Linked DNA regions of Mus musculus: regions 1 and 2 are each linked to region 3. The links are chromatin loops, found by intact Hi-C in ENCODE. Cell type or tissue: left cerebral cortex. All regions are shown on one strand. Region 1 overlaps Sardh (sarcosine dehydrogenase). Region 2 overlaps Sardh (sarcosine dehydrogenase). Region 3 holds the start of Fam163b (family with sequence similarity 163, member B).

Region 1 (8,000 bases), 93 kb after region 3:
ACAATCCTGTATGCTATGAACTGTTACTGCCCAATGCTTTATCACAGAAGAGAAAGCTGTCTGGCTGGGCTCAGCTGTCTCCAGTCAGTCAGCAAAGGTGCACGGATCCAATGCCAGGTCCTTAGCACCTGCAGGTAGAAAACTAACACACCTATCCTGCTCCTCAAAGGGTGCTCAGAGCCTCAGCTGCTGATGGGCAGAGCGTCTGAGCTGAGGGTAACCGGACAGACTGAGAGGAAAGAGGCTTTCAAATAGTAGGAAGTTGCAGGGACCAAGGGACCAAGCCCTCGTTCCTGTGGAGATAGACTTCGCAGGAAGGCCCATCCCTGGATCTCAGTTCAAAGACATGTAAGGCCAATGCTGGACATCAATCATATTAGACAACAAGAAATGGTCCTTATACAGGCTGTGAAAGGCCAAATCAGAGGGTCTCCTGAGCTGCCACACTATACGCACTGGCCAAGAATGAGCTCGGCATTTCTCTCGAGGTTCAGCCCTGCACATGTCCCGTGGCATCCCGAGCAGATTTGTGGGAGCTGGGGGCAAGTGTGGGGTATAGAGTCCTTTAGATTTTTGACATAGGCAAGTCTGAGAAACTCCCAGAAGCTCTCTTGCACCTTGGCTCTGAATTCTCAGCCTAAGCCAGTGAGCTCTATCTGCCCTAAACCTCCCCAGAGTCTGGGACTGGGACATCTCTAAAACCCAGAGGCCCAAGACTCTGAGCTGTCTGGCAAGGAGAAGAGCTACCCACCCCCACCCCTAAACCTACAGTCACTGTTAAGAGACCAGACTCAAGTTGTCTCTGCAAGCACACTTCCCCAAAATAGGGCCCCATGGGGGAGTGACAGTTTCCAGGCTAATTAGACAAAGAGAGCCGCTGGGGACATTCATGCCCCCTGGGATTCTTCCTGTTTTTCTCACCATCGGTCCCTCTCTGGCTGAGCAGGGACATGAGTCACAGCCCTCGCCCACATCCCAGATAAGGCGTGCTCTTAGCCTGCTCGTGGAGGCTAGCTACTGATTCCATCTGGTCTCCCTGGGACTGCACCCGGTATTACAGACTGAGCTGGCTGCTCTGTAGTCTCCAAACATGCCTAGACAGTGAGGGCTGGACTCGCCAGAAGGCCACACCACCCTCCATCTAGGACCCTTTGTCTCTCCCGAGGTGGACTGGCCACTTTGCCCCATAAAAGTCCCTTAGCCTCCTGATTCCCCTTTCATCCATAAACCTTTGCTACCAGCTTGGCACGGCCTGTGACTTCTCAGTCCCGTGCTCCCTCTGCTGAGCAGTGTCCTGTCTCTACCTCCCAGGTCACACACTGTGGTGTCCAGGGGTTCCCAGGACTGCTCAGCCTAACCCTTTGGGCTATCCCGCATCTTTCTGAGCTTGGCTTTCAAGTTCTCCCCATTAAAGGGAGGACACACACCACTGAGACTCTTCTGAGGCCACATTTCTACCTGGCCATGTGTAGTTTCCACCTCAAGCCAGCACCGACTGGCGCTGTGATGGCTGATACTGCTTCTCCTCACCTTGGCAGGATCTAGAATTACCCAGGCGGCTAGCCTCTCAACCGAGAGTACTTATCTCCATTAGGTTATCTCCAAGGCATGCCCATGACAGGGTAAACGGGGACAGCCCCATCCCCTGGGCAGGGGTCCTAGACTGAGCTCCATCACCCATCTCTCTGCTTCCTGACTGTGATACAACCTGAAGCTCCGCCTCAAGCTCTCAGTCCAGGGCTTCTCTGCCATGATGGACTGTATCCTTGACCTTAAGTTGCCCTTTTGGGGCATTTTGCCACAGTAATATGTAAAATAACTAAGACAGGTTCCTTCTTCTAGGCATACCTGTGTCTCCCCTGCCAGGCTGGGACCCCTTGCCCAAGAAAAGGATTGACTTTAGCAAGAAAAAGTACACAGGCCCTAGGCGTGTGGAGCTGCTGGGCCGTTGCACCACACTCATCCCAAGGGTGTGTGACTGCCTGAAACTCACACTATATTATCAGGCGCAGGGTCTGATGAACTACTTTCCAGCATTGCCTCCTTTCTAGGATCCTCACTGTGGGATGGAGCCTGGGGTGCCCTGTAAACAGTGGCTACTCTGTAAATAAGCTAAAGAGAAAGGTCTGAGAGCTAAACTCACCTTCTTCTCAGCCTCCTGGAGACCACAGAGGAACCCCCTGGCCAGGTATCTCTCGATGCCCAGCTTACCTCTAACCCTACAGAGTTCTGGCTACCCAAGAGCAGTGGCTGGGGACCCTGGCCAGGGAAATGACAATTGGGGTGGGGGCAGAGTTGGAGCTTTACCAGGTGACCACTTTGCTAGAGACAGAGTCCTTATTCCTGTCTTTATTCTGTCTCACATGGTGACAGGATCCCACATTCCCATTTTACAGACAAAAACCCCATGTTCTGGGGACGAATGGGATCTAGAGTCTCATTGTGGAGGACGGAGTGTGACGGGCTTCATGCCCAGGTTTACATGGCTGCCCTTGCTAGGTTGGGTTTTCTTCTAGAGAGGAAAATTAAGAGCCACCTAGCTAAACCCAGAGAACGTGAGACAGGTCCCTCTCAGGAAGGCGCTGGCATCCAGGCTGGCTAAAGAATGCCTCTGCTCCAGGCTCAGTCTCCCCACTCACCAGGACCACAGACAGTGGACTTGATCCCCGTCTTCTCCAACACAGGGACACGGTTAATGGCGCCTTCAATGTGCTGGGTGAACACATCCCAGTCCAGGTCAAAGAGGCCAAAGGCAAATTTGTCTGACACCTACAAAGGAAGCACAGAGAATCTGTCAATCAGCCAGGAGAAAAGCACTGATCCTTCCAGGCCCACCTATGACACAGCTCCAGCCCCCAGCCAGGGAGGGAAGCAGATCAGATGAGACAGAGTGGGATTTACCTGTGGGCTCACAATCCTTCCTGGGCCCATCCCCCATCTAGTTTTCCTGGACTGTTTCTGTGGTCTCCATCTGGACTCCAGCTTCTTGCCTTTAACACATTCTCTCAAACCATACAGTGCCCACCCTTCCGTAGAGCCTCCAATAGCTCCCAGTTACCTACCACAACTGCTCAAAACCCTCCGTGTGCTTGCCCTCCCAACCACTCCCCTGTGCTCGGTCTTTTGGCAACCCTTCTGATTTTAAGAAAGGCAGGTGGGAGGCACTGGGAGTTTAAGGTCAGCCTGGTCTACATAGTGAGTTCTGAGACAGTTAGAGCTTCATAGAGAGACCCTGCCTAAAGGGGGTGAGGGGATCCTATGTCAGGGGCAAGCTGGAGCTACTCCTAGGCCACTACAACCTTAGCAACTGGCCATCCAGCCCTCCTGTGCCTTCAGCCCGACCTCTTTGACGATCTAGGACCTACTAACTAGACTTGGGGTGCAGTCACCACCCACATTGCGCTACTCAACCCTGTGAACTTTTGTTTGACTCCTTACCTCCAGACAGTTTGGGGCAGGGGCCATTATCTTAGTGTCCCCCACCCTTCCCAGAACTAAAGTGGCATTTGGCCCAGAATCGCCGTCTAGTCAGTCTGTTTGTGGACATCTGGATTGTCCTCCAGTCCTGAGGCCCCACTGTGGCCATGGAGAGGGACAGAGGGGCAGGGGGGGGGCCTCAGAAGGTCCATCATTGCTGCTGGCCAACAAAGGGCTAGGTCATTTCTCAGTTCTTCTAGAGTCCCGGCTTTGTCTCATGCTAAGGTGGGAGACCATCCCACCCTGGCTTCTGGTATAGCTGAGTGCTAGCTCTCAGAAGCACTCAAGTTGGGTGAGGCCAAGGCACCTCTGCCTTTCCACCATGGGACCCTTGAGGGGGGTGTCTTACCTCCTCCCAAAAGATAGGGTTGGCCTCATAGCCACCCACAGACAAGGCATCCCCCTGCAGTCGGAGGTAGACAGAAGCATCGTGATCCCGGACATTGGGCATGTTCTGGAAGGCAAAGCAGAGAGACCACAAGCTTCAAGCAGCCTTTAGGACTGGTCCCTATGCACTGGGGAAGGCCCAGCTCTGGGTGGACTGTGGCACCTTCGCCTACACTGGAGATGAGCAGAAAGAGACAGACAGGAACACGTCGAAGAGGCCCTGCTCACAGTGCCTGAGTTCAGGACTGCTTTCAGAAGCACTGCCATATTTTCGATAACTAAATACTGTTTTAAAATAATAACAGTCAGCCCTTCCAAGACCAGCAGCACTAATACTCCAAAGATAAAGGAATCCCAGAGCAAAATAGCACAGGATTGTGGAGACCCCTGGTGGCCAGGAAGCCCATGCTCCTGTCTCGGCAGGATGTCCCTCCCCCTCAGTACTGCCTCTCCTAGGTTCAGCACACATGTGTCTGCCCAGCAACTCCACTGCTCTCTCCATACAGGAGTCCACCCTACTCGGGTGGACAATATGGCTCCACTCCAATTCTGTCCCCAAATCTTCCCCAGCTGCTTCAAACCCTGCTGACTGCTTCCTCCTGGAAGTCAGCCTGATTGCTGGACATCATCATCGCTACCCCCATGAGCTCCTGCTAGAGGCTAGTATTTGCTCACCACATCACCTTGCTCTGCTTCAGCACAGCCCCATACACAATTACTACCCATGCTGCAGAAAAGGAAGCAGCGCTGAGGCTGTGGCTCCGTTGGTAGACTGCTTGCCAGCACGTTTGAAATCCTCAGCAAGTTCTGTCTCCAGCACTGCATGGACTGGGCGTCGTGGTGCTAGACGATCAGGGATTCCAGGTCATCCTTGACTACAAAATTAGCCCAAGAGTAGCCTGAGCTACATGAGACCCAGACGGTGAGGCTGAGCACAAATAAGAAAAGGAGTGGGAGAGGAAAAGAAAGCTGGCCCAGCGAGATGGCTCACTGGGTAAAGGAGCTTGCCACTGAGACTGATAACCCCATGTCTGATCTCAGGTACCCACATGGTAGAAGGACCAACCTCATAACTTATTCTTTGACCTCCAGAGATGCACACACACACACACACACACACACACACAAATGCATGAATGCTATAAAAATGTTAAAGGAAGAAAAGGGAACCTGGAGGCTTAGAACAATGACTGCACCCTCCTAGGCTAAGTGGGAAGATGTGGACTTCTAATCCACAGCCTGGGCTCGGCCCTGGGCTTGGCATCTGCATGGGGTAACCATCACTCGGCAGAAGCAGATGGGAGGAAGATGAAAATGAAGAAACGGGCAAACCATGTCTTGAATGGGACGGGCCCATGGCCACAAGAAGGTCAGAGCAGAGCTGGCTAGGACCAGAGCAGCTTCTCAAAGCTACCACAGAAGATGGACACCCAAGCCTTGATTGAGCCCTTGTCTGTAGCCAGAGCCTGATATTATGGGAGGACAATATCCTACAGCACATGCAGGGAGCTTCCTCAGCTAACATGGGCAAGAAGACACCTGATACAAAGCCCTCAGCCTTAGGACTCTCCTCAGCACAGAGTGGAACCACAGCAGTGGGCAAGTCTGAGACCTGGCTCTGCCTCCTGCCTAGCCCCAGCACTAGGCAGGGCTAAACTCATAGAGCCTTCTCTATGGAGGGATGGGTCCTGAGAACTCTCTCATTACTCCAGACTGTACCCTGCACAGTCTTAAAACAGCGAAGCCCTATCCATATGCATACCCACAGGCACTCCGGGACCTTGCAGCTTGGCTCTGATTTTGAGATTCATGGGAGGGAGATAAATGAACCTGCAGGCTGTCCTAATGTTTCCCAGGAGGGAGACTTTAGCTAGGAGTGAGGAGTGGTGCCCCTCAGTGGACACCCTGTGGCTACCCTCAACCCAGGACACATCCACTGCCCCCCTCTCCCATTTACACCTTCTCAGGCTTAGGCTGGCGCTCCTGGGGCCCTTTATGGTCAGAGAGTGACCCCTGGTGGCCACCTGAGGAATAAGTTCTCCCCACAGCTCTGACCTTTGGTACAGGGTCAGCATGGTGTCTCTGTGAGTAAGGACATACTGTGTGTTCAGGGGGAGTTACTCTAGGAACAATGACAGGAGCCGACCAGACCCAGGTTTTTGTTGTGCTATCCCCTACATTCACACTGTGAAACGTCCAGACTTCACATCTTGGAGGCGGAAAGGAAGCCAGGTTCATGCAAAGTGGGGGAGGCAGGCCCTAGGAACAAGGCTTCTAGCATGGGCAAGAGGAGGTGTGCAGTTGTCTAAGACTATCATCACTGGGCCCTAAACAAGAGCAATCTGGCTTCTCATGCTATCCCCACCCCACAACCTATGGCTTAGATCTCTGAAATGTCAATCAAAATCAAAACCAAATGCTCTGTGACCTCCTCCATCATCCTCAAATCCCCACTGAGGTGTGGCCTTCTCCTCCTCCAAGGAGCTACCAAAAGATCAACTGGTCCTCCAGTCTTGGCTAGGGATGTTAGGCAGCCCATGCCCAGCCACATTTGATTGGCCTAAGGGAAGTCAGTTGTGTGACTTTGTATGGTCCTTTAGGACAGGCTCTGCCCTACACTGGGCCTCTGAACCCTGGGAGGGTTCCCTTCCAGAACCCTTCGAGGCTCCTTTGGGAGTTGCTCCTTTGCTTATCTGCAGGATCCCCTTTTCTCTTCAAGCAAAAACTGGGGTGGGGGGTCTCTCTCTCCCCACCACCACCCGGAGCAGGGTCTGGAACATGAAGCCCCTCCAGTCAGTACTGGCTGGAGACAGGATTAGATGCCCATTGAAAGAATTAGCAAGTAGGTGAATGATGGTGGAATAGAGGAAGGGAATGGTAAATGGGGAGGAGGGATGGGTCATGGATGGGTGGGTGGATGGAAGGCAATAAAGAAGGGATGGAAAGATGGATGATGAACAAGGGGATGGGGGAGTGGCTGCATAGATGGAAGAAGGCATAGAGGAGGAATGGAAGGTGGGAGGGTGGCAAGAAGGATAGAAGGAAAGAAATGAATGGTGAGAAAAGGATGGGAGGGCAAAAAGAATAAAGGGGGGCTGCAGACGGCTCAGAGTTAAGAGCACTGACTGATTTCCCAGGACCGGGGTTCTAGTCCCAGCACCCACACGGCAGCTCATAAGTGTGTGAGCATCCTCACACAGACAGACATGCATGCAAGCAAAACACCAGTGCACATAAGATAAAGATTTAAAGGATAGAGGGATGGAAAGAGAATGATGGAGGATAAAAGAGAGGGGAAGAAGGTAGGAAGAGGAGAGGAGGGTGGAAGGCGTGATGGGGAAGTAGTGGGTTTGATGGAGGAGGCAAGAGGGAAGAGGAAGATGTGCTCAGATGATTGGTGAGGGGAACGAGGAATCAGTGGTAAGGCACCAGAAAAGTCCCAGCCAACAACATAGGAAAGAAGACCAAGAGAGGGGAGAGCGGGAGGCACACAAGGTCTGGGGCTCCCTCAGCAGAGGCTCTCAGAGGTGCTGTGTGCCAGGAACCAGAGTCATAAGTCAGGACTTAGCACACTTGATTTCTCTGAAACTCAGGCCCAGGACACTGAACAAAGCCAAACTGGATGCCTATGGCCCAGCTTGGTAGCCATGATTACCAGACTAGAGATTCAAAGAGAAGCCAGGCCCTGGTGACCAAAGTAGCCTGCACCATCAAATTCACAGCGTCTGCCACCACCCAGAAGGTCCCCATTGCACCCAGAAGTGGAGTCTAAAGCTGAGGGTTGTGCCATTTGACTGTGTCCAAACTCGGGTTTTAGGGGAAGTCCTGAGTTCGCCAGCGCCATCACTTACCTGGATCCCCTCGATGCGCTCAGTGACGACGTAAGCATGGTGCATGGCCACCAGCGGGACCTTCACTCCAGCCATGCGGCCCACCTTGCTCGCCCACACTCCTGGAGGCAGAATGGAGAACACTCAGCTGCCACCCGAGTGGGCACGGGGCACCTCAGAATTCCTGCCTACCCTGACTTCCCACCCAAGAAAGGCGTCCTTTGTGGGTAGGACCTGAGCTGTGGGAGTCAGGGGAACAGCGTTCCAACCTGCACAGTTGACCACACAGGGTGTCTGGATGGAGCC
Region 2 (8,000 bases), 68 kb after region 3:
GGAACCTGGCAGCCACAGCAGGGTCCTGGGCCTTGGTCCACAGGACAGGGTCTGCGGAACTTGGCGCTCACCAAAGTCATTGCTCACGTCTCTGCTCGACCTGGCATTTGCTGACTACGCAGACACACACATTCCTCTCCTGCAGCTGGTGGGCTAGACGCCAACTGATCTATAAATACGTGGCCTGGCTCCATGTTCTGGCCCCAGAGCCTCCACATGCTGATGGACAGTTTGTCAACACAGTTTTAAGCCAGCACAAGATATCACTTAGAATATGAAATTTCCCCTGGATTCCAAGAGGATTCAGTATTTGAGCAGATATATGTGACGCACCACAAAGCACTTTTGACATTGTCTAGACTTTGTACTGTTGCCGAGGAAACTGAGGCCCAAGAAGACAGGCATAAGACTCCAGGCCAACAGGCCAACATCTACCTCCCTGTTCTGAGGGTCAGGGTAGCGCAGAAGTGTTGGTATATACTACCCTTTCATATCTGTTGCCCAGCTCCCTGTTCCCTCCCCCACTTGCCTGTGTGCCCCACCTCTGGGGTCAGGGCAGTGACCAGCCAGCCTCTACAGCTTGAAGTGCCACCAGAGGCTAAACTGTCACTTATTGTTGGCTAAGTTATGGAGAGGCTTAAGCCACTGAGGTGTGTGTCCTGAGCCACACTGAGAGACAACTTTCCAGGTCAGCCCAAACCATAGCATGGACGCCACCGGAACAGTCTTGTTCTCTTTGGCCTAACCCTCTTTCAGGCCCTTGGGAGAAGGTGGGGTCACTGGGACAGGAGTCCCTGGCAGGGCACAGTCTTACGTAACCTCAGCTGCAGCCTGTGCCTCCACTCCTACTCTAGCCTGCATGTCCCTGGAGCTCTGTTCAATGACCTGGCAAGCCCTGTCCTCAGAGATCCTCCCAACTGTGTGGCCATGATCTCTGAGGAAGCAGGATAAGCGAGAATAGCTAGCTGTGCTCAGGACCAGGCGTCAAGTGTTTCTGGGTGTTTCAAATCTACCCCACGGCAGACTTTTCTTGTGTTATAGTGAACCATACATTATGAGACTAGCTCATCTTCTCAGGGAAGTGGCCCCCAGGCTCATGGTTGCTGGCAGCTGGGCAACAAGACACTGGCATCTCCACGTCAAACTTAACAAAGGCCCAATCCTCCCTGTGAGCACTTCCAGGGACTCTCAGTCCATCCCCTGGGCAGTGGCAGCCATTCTCCACTGCCCTGAGCTGCAGCTGCAAGCTCCCTTGAGCCTATGGGTGGGGATGCACTCACAGAGAGCGGGCTGCACCTTCCTTCTCATCACTAGGTCTGGCCCAGTCCCACAGGTGCTTTTAGCCAACACATCTGGAATTCATTCTAGAGCCAGGGGAGGGGCTGCTGGGGGGTGGGGCAGCTGTACAATAGGAATACACCAAGGGTTCAGATCCAAACACTAGAACTCTGATGGTCCACACTGGTGCCATATGTACACGGTACCAGGAGGTACATTGGCAGAAACTGCCAGGGAGCCAGCTTTGACGAGGCATTGCCAATGTCTGGCCTCAAAGACATGGGCCCATCCATCTGATAGCCCCACTGTGTGACCAGCTGGTTGAAATAGGACCCAGAGTCGTCCCATGTTGGATGCTCTCTCATGTACCATGTTCTCCTAGGCATGTAATCCTCAGGGATCTGCAGGATTCTGGGCTTCCCAGCTCACTGCACAATCAGTCTCCCCAAGACAAGAACCCTGGTCTTGAGAGCACAGTCTTCTCCTCTCCTGCCAGATGTAGGACAGCACTGGAAAGGGGTGTGGCCAAGAATAAGCGGGTAGGGCAGGCTGTCTGACTCAGTGGGTTCACTTACCAGTTCCTTTCTCTGGACAGAAAACTCATAGCACCGTGTACAAAGACATCTGCCGCTAGGCTGCTTCCAAGAGAAGACATGGACCCCATGATGTTTGAACGTGGTTACCACTAAGGCAGGGGAGTGGGCAAAGAACAAGCACAACTAGAGAACAGAGCGATGTGAGGACCACGGCCATTGTGCAGAGAACAGGCCTGGCACAGTTACAAACAGGCAGATGTTGTCATGAAGTAGACACACCAGCCTCTAGGGATGGATGGCTGAGCTTTCTTGAGTTTTCTCATATTTTACAACACAGCCAAGCGTTTGGTGACCTGTGCTGGTCAGTGTGTCTTTGCCACATGGAGAAGGCCATCTTTATGTAATCATGCCATGGGCTCTGGACCACAACCCTATTCCAGAGCTGAAAGAAGCAAGGCCGAGTGAGGTCAAGGTTGTGTCCCAAGGATGTGCTACGGAAGTGAGGTCTGAGTTGGACTGGGTACCCAGCCTTTGCTGCACAGCTATGGTTGGAAACAGAATGCTGGTGTTTGTGGCTCTTTCTTTCTTTCTTTTTCTCTCTCTCTCTCTTTCTCTCTCTCTCTTTCCTTTCTTTCTTTCTTTCTTTCCTTTCTTTCTCCTTTCTTTCTTTCTTTCTTTCTTTCTTTCTTTCTTTCTTTCTTTCTTTCTTTCTTTCTTCCTCCTGCTTGTTTTTTATAACGCTGGAGTTGAACCTGGGCTTTCACACACGCCAGACAAGCACTCTACCACTGAGCTACAGCACAGCTCTCTGTTTACTTGTTATTTTGAGGCAGGCTCTTACTAAGTTGACCAGGCTGATCTTGAACGTTCAGTTCTTCTGCCTTGGTGTCTGCACAGCTGGGATGGCAGGCCTATACTGTGAGCCAGGCCATGGGCATTATTTCATATGTATCTTATGCCACCATAAGTCAGCTTGGCAGAGGCACGAGTAGCCAGTGAATACATGATCCCCAGACCAGACACTTACTTTGGGGCTTGGCCTGCCCGTGACCCTGGGCAATATGAGCTGTGTCAGCTCAGCCTGGGCCCTGGCCTAACTCCCAGGCCCCAGGTGAAGATTCCCGGGCAGCCTGGGAGGGCTGGGAGGCAGCCATGGCCAGGACAGGGTCCCATGGGAGGAAGCAGCTGGAGTTGGGAACCCCACGCTGCTCCCCCCACCCGACCCCACGGTGGTCCTGCTAGTGGTGGGAGGATGCTGATCTTGACAGGAGGGGATATATTCCCACCTGGTCTTCCCTCCACGAACATCCAAACCACACACAGGCTGAGGCTGTGCCAAGCCTCGGCACAGTGGAAGCGGGACACGGCTTTCCTTTCCTCCACACAGCAGAACCCAGCCCTGATCAAAACTGGACTCTGGATGCTGAATATACCAACACAAATGCCACCAGGATGCCCTCATGAACAACCCAAGCTAGAGAGTCTGAAGGTCTGGAGGCTGCCATGTCCTAGGACCCCACCCCACTACTCTTTCAGAGCACCTACCCTCTCTGGTCCCAGCAAGCAGCTTTGCATTAATGAGGCAGGAAACAAGCTAGACAGAGAACCCCCACCCCACTTCCTGAACCCTGGTGCAGCTTCCAGAGGGGAGGTGGAGTGCAGCCCACGTGGCGGCCTTTATCACCCGCTCCCGCTGGCAGCATCCTCCTTAGCACTCAGCGCCACTCTGTTTATTTGCTGACAGGTTCCAGCCTGGTCCCAGGATGTCTGGCCCTTTTGTGGGCAGGAATCTCATTCTCCAACTGATAGCCCTCCACATCTCTCCACAAAAAAAAAAAAAAAAAAAAAAAACCCTAGAGATGGCCAAGTAGAGAGGACAGAACATGCCTAACAGTGTCCTTGCCCCGCTGCAGGCATGTGTGTCACCAGCACAGATCTTTGTTTTGGGGGGCATTGTCATTTGGGCAACCTGGGCAAGACATCCAGATTCTCTAAACTCAGTCTAGGGAAGTAACACTCATGCAGCCCGGCCTGGGGCCCCTGCAAAAGCTGCGGAAAATAAATGATCCAGGATGGCCTTCGTGGGCAAGCCAGCCTTGCCAGGACACACCTCTCAGAGTCACCACTAGGGGGCACTGCCGGGACCTATGGGCCAAGGTCAGGATCTCTAATCCCCCCTGGGAGGGGATAATGATACTTGGTATATGGCATCATCACCTTCTCCATCAGCCTTGAGAATCCCAGATGGAAAGCACAACGTGTATTCCCCAGCCAGGAGTCTGAGGCCCAGGAAATGGCGGGGGCCAGCCAGGAGCTAGGGCCCAGATTCCCTACCCAGCATCACCCAGAGAGCCCCCGGAGTCCCAGGGGACCCTGATGAAGATGATAGCCATAACCGCGGAAGAGCTGGGCTTTGTCACTTGCCAGGAAACCAGGAGGAAATCACATGGCACTGCATCTTGATGCCATCATGCCTCTCTGAGCTCCCTCCTGGGTCAGGCTGGCTGCCAGCATCTCTGACAGACCTTGGGAGTTGAGGCCCAGGGAGATAAAGAGACTTGCCCGAAAGTACCAGACTCCCAGGCCCACCCAACCTTTGCTAAAAGTTGCCGCCACCACACTCCAGCCCCCAGAGGCTGACGGTCACTGCTACCTACCAGGTGCCCGGCGGCTCTCACCAGCTGGTGGGTGGAGAAGGGGAAGGCCTCGTTGCTCAGGTCAGCATCAAGCACATCCTGCAGGATGTCACGGCTGTGAACAAGAACAGAGTCTGTGAGTCACAACCTCAGGTGTTCCTGGCCAGTGAGCCAATACCAGCGGGAGGAAGACAATAAATCTAGACGACCTGGTAGGGACAGGCTACAAGTGCCACCATATGAGAAAGCCACCTTCCTGTGGGCTGTCAGGGAAGCCGGGCTATAGGTGAGTTCTCGCTACAGGATGGTCAACTAAAATAGAGTTATTCAACTACCAAGCACCCTGGATCCCACCTGAGTCACAATGGTGGTCACTGCGAGGAACTGGCAATTGTGCCTCTGTTTTATATAGCAGAGTCAAAGGTCAAGCTGTGGTGAGTAGACAGGACTCAGCAGGGAGCATAGGACACTGTACTGCTCCTCCACCTCCATTACCACCACCACTGCTGTCACTGCCACCACCACCATCACCTGGTGCATCCCCCAACCAAACCCAAGAGTCCTGCCTGCAGTGGGTCTCAGCCTCACAGGAGTCACAAGGAGGCAGAGAGATTAGAGTCCCAGCCTGGTGGACAAGAGAACAGGGCCATACCTAGTGCTCATGGCTGGGTGTCCTTACAGCACTGGACGCATCTTCTTCAAACCATATCACATCACAGTGAGTCCTACTGTCATGTCCACTGTTTTTCTAAACCACATCACGCTCCGTCCTCACATGTCCATTGCTACTCTGAGCTGTGCCGTTGAGGTACATTCTATTGTTCTGCACCAGCCTCAGCCAGTCTCCCTCTCTCACCTCCCTACTCTGCTGCAGCCCAGCTCAGGCCCTGCTGCTGTGAAACAGACAAGATCCTGCAGGCCCACGCCCCAAGCCCACCTACCACAAGCCCACACACCCCCTCCCAGGTCACCTCTCCTGTGTCCCTCCATTCTCCAGCCCTGCTCCTTGTCATATTTGACCCTCTGTCACCCTTCAGCTCTTGACCCATCCAGTAGTCACCTCCTCTAGGCAGTGCCCCTGGATTCCCTCCCCAGGGGTCCCTGTGTGACTACAGAGGTGTCTGCCATTTTTCTCTCTCTTTGCTGTGCCCAGCCCTCTAAGCCAGGGCAATAGGACCCTACACCGCCTACTGCTTGAACACAGTTATCTGGCGAGTGATGCCAACTGCAAGCCTCTGGGCTCAACACAGGCAGAAGAGCAAGTACCCTAGGCCTGGAGACACGCCCACTTCTAACCATAAGGGGTCCCAGGGGGCTGCAGCAAGTGCTCAGAAGTGCAGCCAGCCCAAATCCCCACCCCACAGAGCTGGGAGCTGCCACCCACGCCCGCCTGAGGTGCTCAGCCACTGCCTTCTGCCAAGATCCTTATGTAACCCCAGCCCCACGTGGTGTTAGCCCTAGAGGTTCAGCTCTGCTCTGCTGCCTCCAGACCTCCTAGAACCCAGGCTCCCACAGCCCCGGGGGCAGCCACACAGCAGAGAGGTAGTCTGGCAGAATACAGAGCTGTGTTTTCTTCCTCATGAGGCATAGATGCCACTACATACAGCCTCTAAAGTGGGGCTTGAAGGACTGTGACGAAGGCTGGGGTGTCAGCCCCAGAGGACAGCCACCCAGGTCTGCCAAGGTTATAGTCCTTCATTGGAGAACAGGTGGCCTGGGGAAAGAGTCCAGCTGGAGTCCTAGGGGCCAGTCCCAGCACCTCCTGGGCCTTGGCTGTGGCTGCCAAGTGGAGCTTTAGAGAACCCTCATAGAATCACAAAACCATGTATCTAGCACCTGGGGCTCATGCTGAGTGACAATTGTGGCCATCCCACATAGCTCTGTCTGCCCCCAGCAACTATAGGAGGCTGTATGAACTGAATGAAGCTCATCAACTTGAGAAATGCAGCAGACAGAGGGGTCAAGAGCCAAGTGAAGGCTCGGCAGCTGCTGTACAGTACCTCCCAGAACCCAGGTGCTGTGCTAAGTGCTCCCCACGTAGCTTAGGAACTAGGCCTGTTCGATTTGAGCTAGTGACATTACTAATTATATGGGAAACAGGAGAGAGCCTTCTGGAAGAGGTGAGAAAGAGGTTGGAGAGTGGGGAGCTGCCAGCCTGGAGGCTGCCCCCAGCTGCTCCCTGGGGCTGCATCTTGATCAGACTGCCTGGTATCCTCACTCCTTCCATCTCGCTTCACCCACTGGCCTCCCTTACTCTAAAAATAGCCTGTTCCTGTCCAAGGTCAGCATGCAATGAAGCTGGAGTCTCCTTTGGGCCAGGAAGGGCCTCTAATGCAGCAGGTAGAACTCCACTCCTTCAGGTTGACATATGGGCTTCCCCCCACCCAGGAGGAGTATTGAAAGCCATGCCCACAGCACCACTGGCCCCTGCAGCCAGATGCTAAGCCCTCTAAATTCTGGAGTAAATGGTTTTCGTGCCCCCACCGGTTGCAGTGCTGTCCACAACACCTGCCACTCCCTCTTCCTGGCCTCCCTGAAGGCTCAGCAAAGACTTGTTTTACCTGGTGCCTCTCCTGCTCTCAGAGCAGTGGGCAGGATCTGGACTCAGCAAGAAGTAACTAGTTTGGTCAACCCCAAGGTGCCAGGGTAGGGTCTAAGCACACTAGCCAGAGTCCCAGCAGGATACCCAGGGAGGAAGAGATGTCACCAAACAACCAAGTTTGTCATACTGGTCCCCTGGGGCCCCTACCCCCAAGAAGTGACTCCCTTCTTCCCTGTCTCTCCCTTCTTCTACTTCCCATCTAGGCTCAGGGGCTCCACCAAGCACCAAGCACGGGTCCGTCTCTGGGCAGCACATGGCAGGCCCTGCTGGTTAACCAAGGTGTAGCTCCTCACGACGGTTTGACTTGGCGACTAGTGTGTTGATGAGGATATGAGAACACCTGAAAGGTCAAGAGGCTTCCCATGTCCTTCTGCCTCCCTTCCCAGAAACGGTGTGGCCCTGGCAAATGTCTCCACCTCTGTTCCATCAGTAAGAAAAAGAACATTCACAGACACTTGGGATGTACATCACCCTGCTTGGCCTGGAGGGAAATTGGGAGATTCAGAGGGAGAGCATCCAAGTGTGTTCCCTGGAGCTCTGAATGTAGGCAGCATGGGCATCAGATAGAACACAAAAGGAAAAGTCATAAGCCCTTGTCACATGATCTCCTGCTCTCCCTCTTCTTTCCCCTTTTGCTCTTTCTCTCCTCTCCCCCACATCCTTCCCCTATCCCTTTGAATCTGTCTGTCCTTCTCACTCTCTCTCTCTCTCTCTGCCCCTGTCCCCTTGATCCTATGACTAAAAACAAGCCCTTCACCCCCTAGTTAACTGTTTTACAGATATTCCATCACAGCAACAGAGCACCTCCCCACCCCTCCGTCTCTCCCTTCCCCCACCCTTCTCCTCCACAGGTCTCTGAGCAGCATCAGCAGTGGAGGCCAGGTCAGCTCCACAACTGGCTGGACTTAGTTGGTGGCTGTTCACAATGCATTGTTCATTTTTTTTCCT
Region 3 (8,000 bases):
GTGTCTGTCTGTCTCTGTCTCTCTCCTCTATCCTTTCTCTCCTATCTAGTGATAGGGTGTGAAACGGGCTGCGGAAGGGAATAAAGGGGAAAAAAGAAGAAGAAGAAGAACCTACAAAGTAGCTAAGACCAGCTACACTTCGCCTGTTTGACAAAGGCATCCTGGTCTGCTCTGAGGCCATCTTCCGATTTGGTCAGGAAATGAGCCCCATGGGAGGTTCCCGGTAGTATAAAGACTCTTCTAGGAAGCTGGACCAACATACAGCATGGATAAAGAACCCAGGGAACAAGGGGTTAAGTAGCCTCACTAGGAACACACACTTTAGACATAAGCACAGTCCCTAAGGTTGTACCACCCTGCCACCCTTAGCAGCCATGGAGGTGGTGAATGTGGCTGTGACCCTAGGAGTCTGGCTTGTTCCCCAACCACTGCTCAGATCTCTATCTGTTCCTCTTACGACTCCCAGATAGCAGCACAGCCCTCATCCCAACCAACTCACTACAGAAGTGCTTTCAGGTGTATGTGTGAGTGTGTGTGTGTGTGTGTGTGTGTGTGTGTGTGTGTGTGTGCTTGCGTGTGCACCTGCGCACACCAGAGAACATCTGGTGTCATTCCTCTGGCTCTATCTACCTTGTATTTGAGATACTGTCTCCTGCTGGCATGGACCTTTTCCAACAGACTTGGGTGGCTGGCCAGCAAGCCCCAGGCTCTCTGCCTGTCTCTACCTTTCCAGTCCTGGAATTACAGGCATTCACACCATGCCTGGCTGTTCTGGCTCCCCCTCATAGGTTCTAGAGATCAAACTCATGTCCTCCTGCTCCCAAGGCAAGCACTTTACCAACCAAGCCATCTCCTCAGTCCTGTTACTGGGGAAGTTAGACACAGGCACAGGGGACTGGCTTGATCTGGTTAGAGCCACTCCCACAGATGCCCCTTTGGGTGGGCTGGGAGGACCCAGAAGAAAGCAGCAGCATCCACTGGGGTGGGATGTACAGTCGGGTGCTACCTTGGTACTGAAGGAAAAAGCCCTTCTCCTCACCCACTCACAGTTCATCCCAGATCCTAATGAAGGCCAGTCGCAGTGATGTTTATTTAGTCCTGGTACACATTCACAACTACTCCAACCTACCACCGCACCCCAAACGGGTGGCATTTGCTCACTGCCTACCGTCCTGTTCCAAATGGACATGGTAAGCTCTTCTGAGTCCCCCTGCCTTTCCTCTCCAGTCAGTCTCTGTATCAAAGCCCACAGTGTTAACGCCAGGTCTGTCCACCAAGGTTTAGACTTTTGCATAAAGCCCACTTACAGAACATAGCTTACAGCCTGGATCTGACCCCCAGACCATCTCCAGCCACCTCCCTCACAAGACCCCTGGAAGTTAGGAACAAAGTCCCTGTGTCATATCTTAGGAGTGTAAATCAGGAGCCCACATGCCAGGCTCTGCACCCCAGCTTTCCATTAGTTAGGAGTTCTGGCCACAGCATCCCTGTGACTTGGGCTAGCAGGGCCTTCTAGGGAAACCCCCAGCAAGGGAGACAAGGCAGAGGACTGGGTCAGGGGTGACTTCAACAACTTAAGCCTCTTCCAGGAGCCCTATTCCTGGGGGGAATGGAGAGATTTGGGAGGAGAGAAGGAGAGGAGCTTGCAGGTACTGCAGCTCCAGCCTAGATGAATCCAGAGGGACAGAGACTGCAGGGACCTCACAGAAAAGATAGTAACAAGGTAGACAGGAGGTCCCTTCCTGCCCTACTACATCCTCACGATGCTCCAGGCCAGGCCTGCACAGGTGCCACCAAACAGCCACAGGAAGGCAGAAGCGCCTGTTTTTGTAGATGATGTTGCTGAGGGATCTGCCTAAAAACCTGGGCCCTGGATCTACATTCCCACTATAGAAATCATAACTTTCCCGCCACCCAGGTTAGGGCATGAAGAGGAAGAGGGGGTAGTGGTGGGGTGGGAGCAGAGTGGACAGTCTGGGCAGCCACTCTGCCTTCCACTCAATCCATGAGAGTTTAGATCCAATATAATTGACTGTGAGGTGACAAATTTCTGCTTTGAGCTTTATCATCCTTCCTCATGGGATTGCTGGGTCTGCAGGCACGGGTCTCTAAGTAGTAAAGCCTCATTCAGAACCAGCACCAGACTTAGACACTTAGATCCAGGCCAAAGGAAAAAACCTGGGCGACTACATGGTTAGAGGATGGGATGGGAGGGAATAGGGGGCGCTGAGAGGAACCCCAGGGCATGTGAGACCATCTCCTCGATCTGAGATTTAGAAAGGAACAGGGACCGACCCAAGGTCACCCAGGAAGAAGGGCAGAGCTGGGCAAAGTCTTGACTCCTCAGTCTGTGCCCACCATCTCTGTAAGTTCCTTTTCAATGTTACCTGTGCTGGCACAGCAGAGGCCTGAGGCTCTGGGGATATCTCCCACTTACAGGAGAGACGGTACAGCACATCCTGGGCTCCCACATCTTGTGGCACTGGCTTGCCCCAGAGAGCCAGTGATATTCTACAGACCCCCACCCCCAACAGGTATTCCAGGCACCCATTTTGGAAGTTGTACCTCCTCCCAGACCCTAGACCTTTCCAGGAGGCATCTCCGGGCTTGGTAAGTGGGTCAGTACCAACCAGTCCAACAGGAGCTCAGGTGACAGGGACAAAGACTCCAGCACAAGGCCACTCTATCCATCTTTTCTATGGCATAAGGCAAATGTACTACACATGACCACCAAAGAAAGGGATGGAGAGAGAGAGAGAGAAGACAGAAGTGAGCCCCTGGCCTCAGGAGGGAAAAGAACTTCTCAAAGCCACACAAGGTTGTATGTACTTAGCAAGCCTGTAGCCCATGTGTCATGGACAGTTTCAACCACCTTCTACTGGCCAGAGGTGTCAATTCTTGAGTCTTCAAGACCCTTGGCATGGAGTCTTCACTCTCAATTCTATCTCAAGAAGAGGAGGGTGGGAAGATGGGCCTATGCGCTTTTCTGTAACCATAAACTTCTGGGAGGTGGAAGCTGTCCCTGAACCCTACCAAGACTTTGACTGGCACAGGGGTGAGAAGACCACAGGGGAGCAGCCTGGCACTCTCTGCAGACCCCTTAACTCCAGCTTCCCCAGAAGGGACAAGGGACCCTGCAGAAAGGTCTGGGGACTTGTCACCTAGGTTTCTTGCCCTGGAGTCACATCAGCAGAGAATGTGCACCCGTGTGACACTGAATGTGAACCTGCTTTTCGGATTTTGGTGTTTGGCTGGAAAAACACAGCTGCCTGCCGGGCATGCCCCCTCCTGCCCGCACTATTTAAGATGAGGTTTCCAACAATGTGGGAAAGCAGCGACAGAGGTTCCACCACCTGTTAACCGTGACCTTGGACAAGAAACCAACTTTTCTAAGCCTTTGTTTCCTCCTCTGTCAAACGGAACCCTCAAGCCTTTCATACATAGGCTGGACAGAATGGATGCCAGCAGTAGCCCAGGGCAAGCATTCGGCAGCAACCTGGTGGGAGGCAAGCCTCACCTCCTGAAACCAAATATCTCAGCTCCAGGCAAGAAAGGATGAATGGAGCTAGGTTTCCAGTCTCTTCCGACAAACTTTCTCTCCCCATACCCCTTCCCTCAGGCAAGTCACCCTTGGAGGGAAGTAGAACCTCTCTTCTGTCCGTGGGTTCCTCGGCCTCTCACCTAGAACCCCACTGCCCATCTCAGGCTCTTGGAGGGAGGGAAGCAATTGGATGGGTGATGCTGTACAGGCACCTGTGTAGATAGGTCAGGGCACCTGATGAAAGGTGGCCAGGGCAGGCTGCAGTACGTACTGTAGACGAGGTGGGCACAGAGCCCGGGCTTCCCAGCCTGCGTTGCTTGCTCTCACACCGTGACCTGCGCACCCGCTTGGCCCTTACCTTGAACCATGGGAACCACGCTGCCCCGGCTGGCGGAGGACTTGGACACACGTGACGGGGCGGGCGTCCCTCTGTCCGGGGCACAGCGAGTAGCAGCAAATGCAGCCCAGGCCGAGGCCGGTGGCGCCTGCTGGGGCCGGGCTGGCAAAGTGAGCGCCAAGAGACTCCTGGAGGCCCCAGAGGAGGCAAGTGCGTGGCCAGGAGAGACTCTCTGCCAGCTGCGCGCTGCGGCCACGGCTCTGGACACCCAGCTGCCTCTCTGCGAGCGGCACGCGCGACTCCAGCCTAGTCCCGGGCGCGGGGCGCGCGCTGGAGGGGAGGGCGCGCGCGCGCTAGCCTGCTGAGGAGTGCGCGCTGCAGCCCTGCGCGCGCCGTCGGCGGCGGCTGCGGGGAGCAGGCGAGGAACTGTCCCTGGTGCTGACGCTGGTCCGCGTCCGCCCCCCTCCCCCCACCTCCCTCCCCCCTGCGGCTGAGCTCACATGCAAGGTCTAGGGACCCACACTGTTGTGCGCGCCCTGCGGGGTTCTCACGGATCTCCACCAGCCTGTTTCTTTCTCTTTGAGCTTTGGTCTCTGTGGTGATGGGATTTACCTGACTCTGGAAAGCACAACCTTGGAGCAGGTCCCTGGTCCTTCTTGTTTCTGGGGTAACTGACAGCAGGGCCTTTAAGGCTGATCTGAAGATGAAAGGCAAAGATGTCCACAGGCATAGCACACCCTAAGTACTTGATAAACGTTTGCCTTTGCTCCGTTTATTCTCTGGATCAGTCTGGTGTAGTGTACAGTCTGCACTGGGCTGGTTGGTGACTGAGGCCTTGGCTGACTCAGGTTTCTAGCCATTGGGAAGGAAGCAAATCTCTGCTACTTTACCCCCAAGTACAGCATTAGGGCAGTGGTTGGAAGTTAAAGCAAGTCAGATTTGAGTGGAAATGAAGAACTTTCTGGCCTTTCCTTTTGAGAAATATGTTCCCAAGATAAGCCCCATTCTGGAAGATATTCCGGAGAGGGCTGTGGCTGCAGACCTCAACCTAAGGGGAGTAGGTATTGAATGAGGCTTTGAGTTAGAATATACCACACTCTGAGAAAACTCCCTGGACCACTAAGGGTACTGTATGGGTACTGGATTGTGCCAGGAACGACACGATGCTCTGTAAGAAGCTCTGTCCTTGTGGGGAGGACATATGTCAGCCCATATTGAGGGGCTAGGGAGCTGGTGGAGTTTCCTTCCCCTTTGCCCACTGGCTGGGCATAGAAAGACCAGCAAGTCATTCCAAGATATGCCACAGAGCCAAGGAAGCAGGTGCTTTAGTCAGACGCCTGCGTGAGCATGCACACGTGCACACACACACACACACACACACACACACACACTCACTCTGCCCACTTCCCTGCTGATCCTTCCTTCTTAAGGGTCCTCACTGAACTCCTCAGCAATGACCATATTCTTGGTGTGCCTTATAACAAACTGGGAACAATCCTTTATCCCACTTAACTACCAGGAAGAGATGACCCCGCCTTTAAGTATCTCTACTCCTTTTGAGATGGGTAATTAATTGTCACCTGCCTCATTTCTCCAGGGACTGGTGGCTGTGTTTGATTCATTAATTAACTGTACTCAGAGCCTGCTTGAAGCAGGCTCTTATCTCACAGTAAACATCAATTGTTATGTGTGCAACACATTCCAGACGCAGTGCTAAACACTTGCACACATTGTCTCATTTAGCCAGCTCAGCAAGGGCCAGGGAGAGTCAGCCAGAACCTGTCTTGCAGGTGAGAACAAACGACAGAGTCCTTGGCAACAGAACAGAGCTGGGACTTGATGACTCCCAAGATCTCCCACACTCGCCAATGTCCCAGTCTGAGATAGGACAATTGGCTCCAGATGATTCTATATAAGGGAGGTCAGAGAGCCCTGGAGAGTGCCAAGAGGAAACCACAGGCCGGCCAGCCAATCAACTCCTGCAACCATCAGTCCTGACTTTCCACTCAGTCTCAATCAGGACTACTTACTTGCCTTTTGGTGATTGTCTCAGATCCTTAGATGCTGTCAAACGTGTGCCAGAAATTTTCAAAAAGAGGCCTCACCATCAAGCCCTGCCTTTGCCAGCAGCTCATCCACACTTCCACTTTGTCACATATCCATGTCTGCTCCAAGACTGTAAGTCTGGTAGCCATGGTCTGAGCAGCCAAGCATCCAAGAAGTGGCTTGGCCTTTTACCCTAGGCTCTGAGTTATTACTCCTTCCTGTGTGGAGCAGAGAGATGCTTCCCCAGCACTTGCGATGGTGTGACTTTATTTAGTGGTATTTGTCTCATTTAAACTGTGACTGGTTTCAATGCCTCACAGCAGTACACACATGTGTACCAGTGTGCTTTCATATAGAGGTCTGAGGTCAACAACGTTAGCTGTCTTCTTCTGTCACTCTCCTGAAATTTTCTGTTTTGGCTAAACCGGCTAGCTAGCGAGTACCCAGGCTCCTCCCCTTTCTGCTTGCCCCTAAAGCTGGAGTTACAGACACATCTCAGCCCTTGGTGGGTGCTGGGAATCAAGACTCTGATCCTTGTGCTTCCGCAAGTGCATTATCTGCTGAGCCATCCCTCCAGTCTTCCTTACCTTAGCTTCAAAACAATTACAGAAGGTCAATGTGACTTTCCCCAAACCACACAGCCGACAGAGAAATGCACAGAGCAGATTTCATTTGGATAACAGTACAGTGGTCTCCACTTAGCTTGTTTTTGTGTATGAAATCATGCCTTGATTTTATTTTTTAAGCTCATTTGTAAAAACAGAAAAAGGGAGCTGACTTCATAGAAACCACATACCATCAGGTTTCCTGAAACAGCAAGTCCTGGTACAAACAAAAGAAGTCTAGCCTCTAGAATTCAGTTCTCCAGGCTGGGTGGCAGCAGGCTATGAGGCAGGACTGGCCATTCCTCTTCAGCAGGTTTTCCAGTTGCCATGCAACTTCAGTCCTGTCCCCATCTTTTTACAACATACAGTTTAGCGGATGTAACTCAGCCAACAGATGGTGGAGGTGTTGAAAACTGTCCAACACACAGCAACGTGCAGGGCAGTTTGCAAGGCTTGCTTTCCAGTCTGGGCAAATGAGGCTTTTGTAAGAGCAGTCTTTTATGCTATGAAAGTGGGACCTTTGAATATGAGCAACTTCAGGGATGAGGGTTGATAGCCTTCATCAGAGACACCAACTTCTCTCCAGTGTTTTGCAAATATCCAAGCTCAGAGCACACTTTCTGGTGGGGTGTGGGAGAAAAAAGTGACCATGGTGGGGATTATGTGCACTCAGATCTACCTACACATCACAGTGGGTTAATATCTTCAATTAACCCAATGGCAAGACCTAGAATCACTGAAGAGACAAACTTGTAAGTGTGCCTGGGAAAGAGTTTGTAGATTAGGTTAACTGAGATTAGAAAATGCACACTGAGTGTAAGAATAGCATCCTGTGGGTCAGAATGCTGGGCTGAATAAGAGGAAGAGATGAGCTGGGTACCAGCGTTCATCCCTCTCTACTTCCTGACCATAGATACAAAGTGTCTCCACCAGGGTGGGACAGACCCTCAAATTGTGAGCCCACATAAACACTTCCATCTGTAAACTGCCTTTGTCAGGTGCTTGGCCACTGGACAGTGGGTCCTCTGGCTTGAAGGGCACCCACCCAGCTTCTGCTCATGACTGGGAGTGTCATTCTGCAGACCAGAAGAACAAAGCTCTCCTAAAGGAAAGAGGCTTCTACAGAGCCAAGGCCAGGAACAATGTCCAATTCTCTTTCGGGGAATCCTCCGGAAGGAGCCAACTTAAGACTCCAGACATACTGAACTGAAGGTTGGTGGGGACCCTTTCTGCCCAGAACACCTAGGAGGTTTTGGAAGGGATGGTGTTGGCTGGTTGGCAGGTATAAACGTTTCTATTGCTGAGTCTTGCGCGCGCTCGACTGGCCAGGAAGAACGACGCTGCAACAGGATCCTTCTACACACGTTTATTGGGAGAGCTTGATTGTAGAGGCGAAAAGACTTCGAGCCCAGAACTGGTGCTGCTTTTATAGGCCTAGGAGGGGCGTGTCTCACACCCGGATTGGTTATGC

The links. A loop is a pair of places that touch in the nucleus more often than their neighbours do. Peaks named below come from ENCODE experiments on the same cell type or tissue, not always from the same donor. Only the 100,000 strongest peaks of a DNase experiment are listed, where the experiment ranks them.
Region 1: a loop joins it to region 3, with 2.7 times the contacts of the local background. A loop is called at or near these places in 5 of 42 quality-filtered maps.
Region 2: a loop joins it to region 3, with 2.2 times the contacts of the local background. A loop is called at or near these places in 3 of 42 quality-filtered maps.

The regions. Positions count from the first base shown.
Region 1 is chr2:27,231,652-27,239,651 of GRCm38, forward strand. It overlaps Sardh (sarcosine dehydrogenase), which reads right to left. Exons shown (of 21, transcript NM_138665.2): 5 at 7,964-8,000; 6 at 7,716-7,816; 7 at 3,827-3,931; 8 at 2,640-2,769. Among named protein-coding and RNA genes, the nearest start is that of Sardh, 12 kb to the right of the region's middle. In left cerebral cortex, CTCF peaks have their summits at 4,256 (motif pointing left) and 5,897 (motif pointing left); DNase peaks (open chromatin) are centred at 942, 4,254 and 5,883; H3K27ac peaks cover 594 bases.
Region 2 is chr2:27,206,540-27,214,539 of GRCm38, forward strand. Sardh (sarcosine dehydrogenase) reads right to left here. Exons shown (of 21, transcript NM_138665.2): 17 at 4,472-4,565. Among named protein-coding and RNA genes, the nearest start is that of Sardh, 37 kb to the right of the region's middle. In left cerebral cortex, CTCF peaks have their summits at 3,928 (motif pointing right) and 5,900; DNase peaks (open chromatin) are centred at 3,934 and 5,880; H3K27ac peaks cover 408 bases.
Region 3 is chr2:27,138,261-27,146,260 of GRCm38, forward strand. It overlaps Fam163b (family with sequence similarity 163, member B), which reads right to left and starts at 4,217. Exons shown (of 3, transcript NM_175427.4): 1 at 3,900-4,217. It overlaps Dbhos (dopamine beta hydroxylase, opposite strand), which reads right to left. Exons shown (of 7, transcript NR_040524.1): 7 at 6,638-8,000. In left cerebral cortex, no CTCF peak of the experiment used is centred here; DNase peaks (open chromatin) are centred at 4,017, 4,231 and 6,917; H3K4me3 peaks cover 2,724 bases; H3K27ac peaks cover 1,866 bases.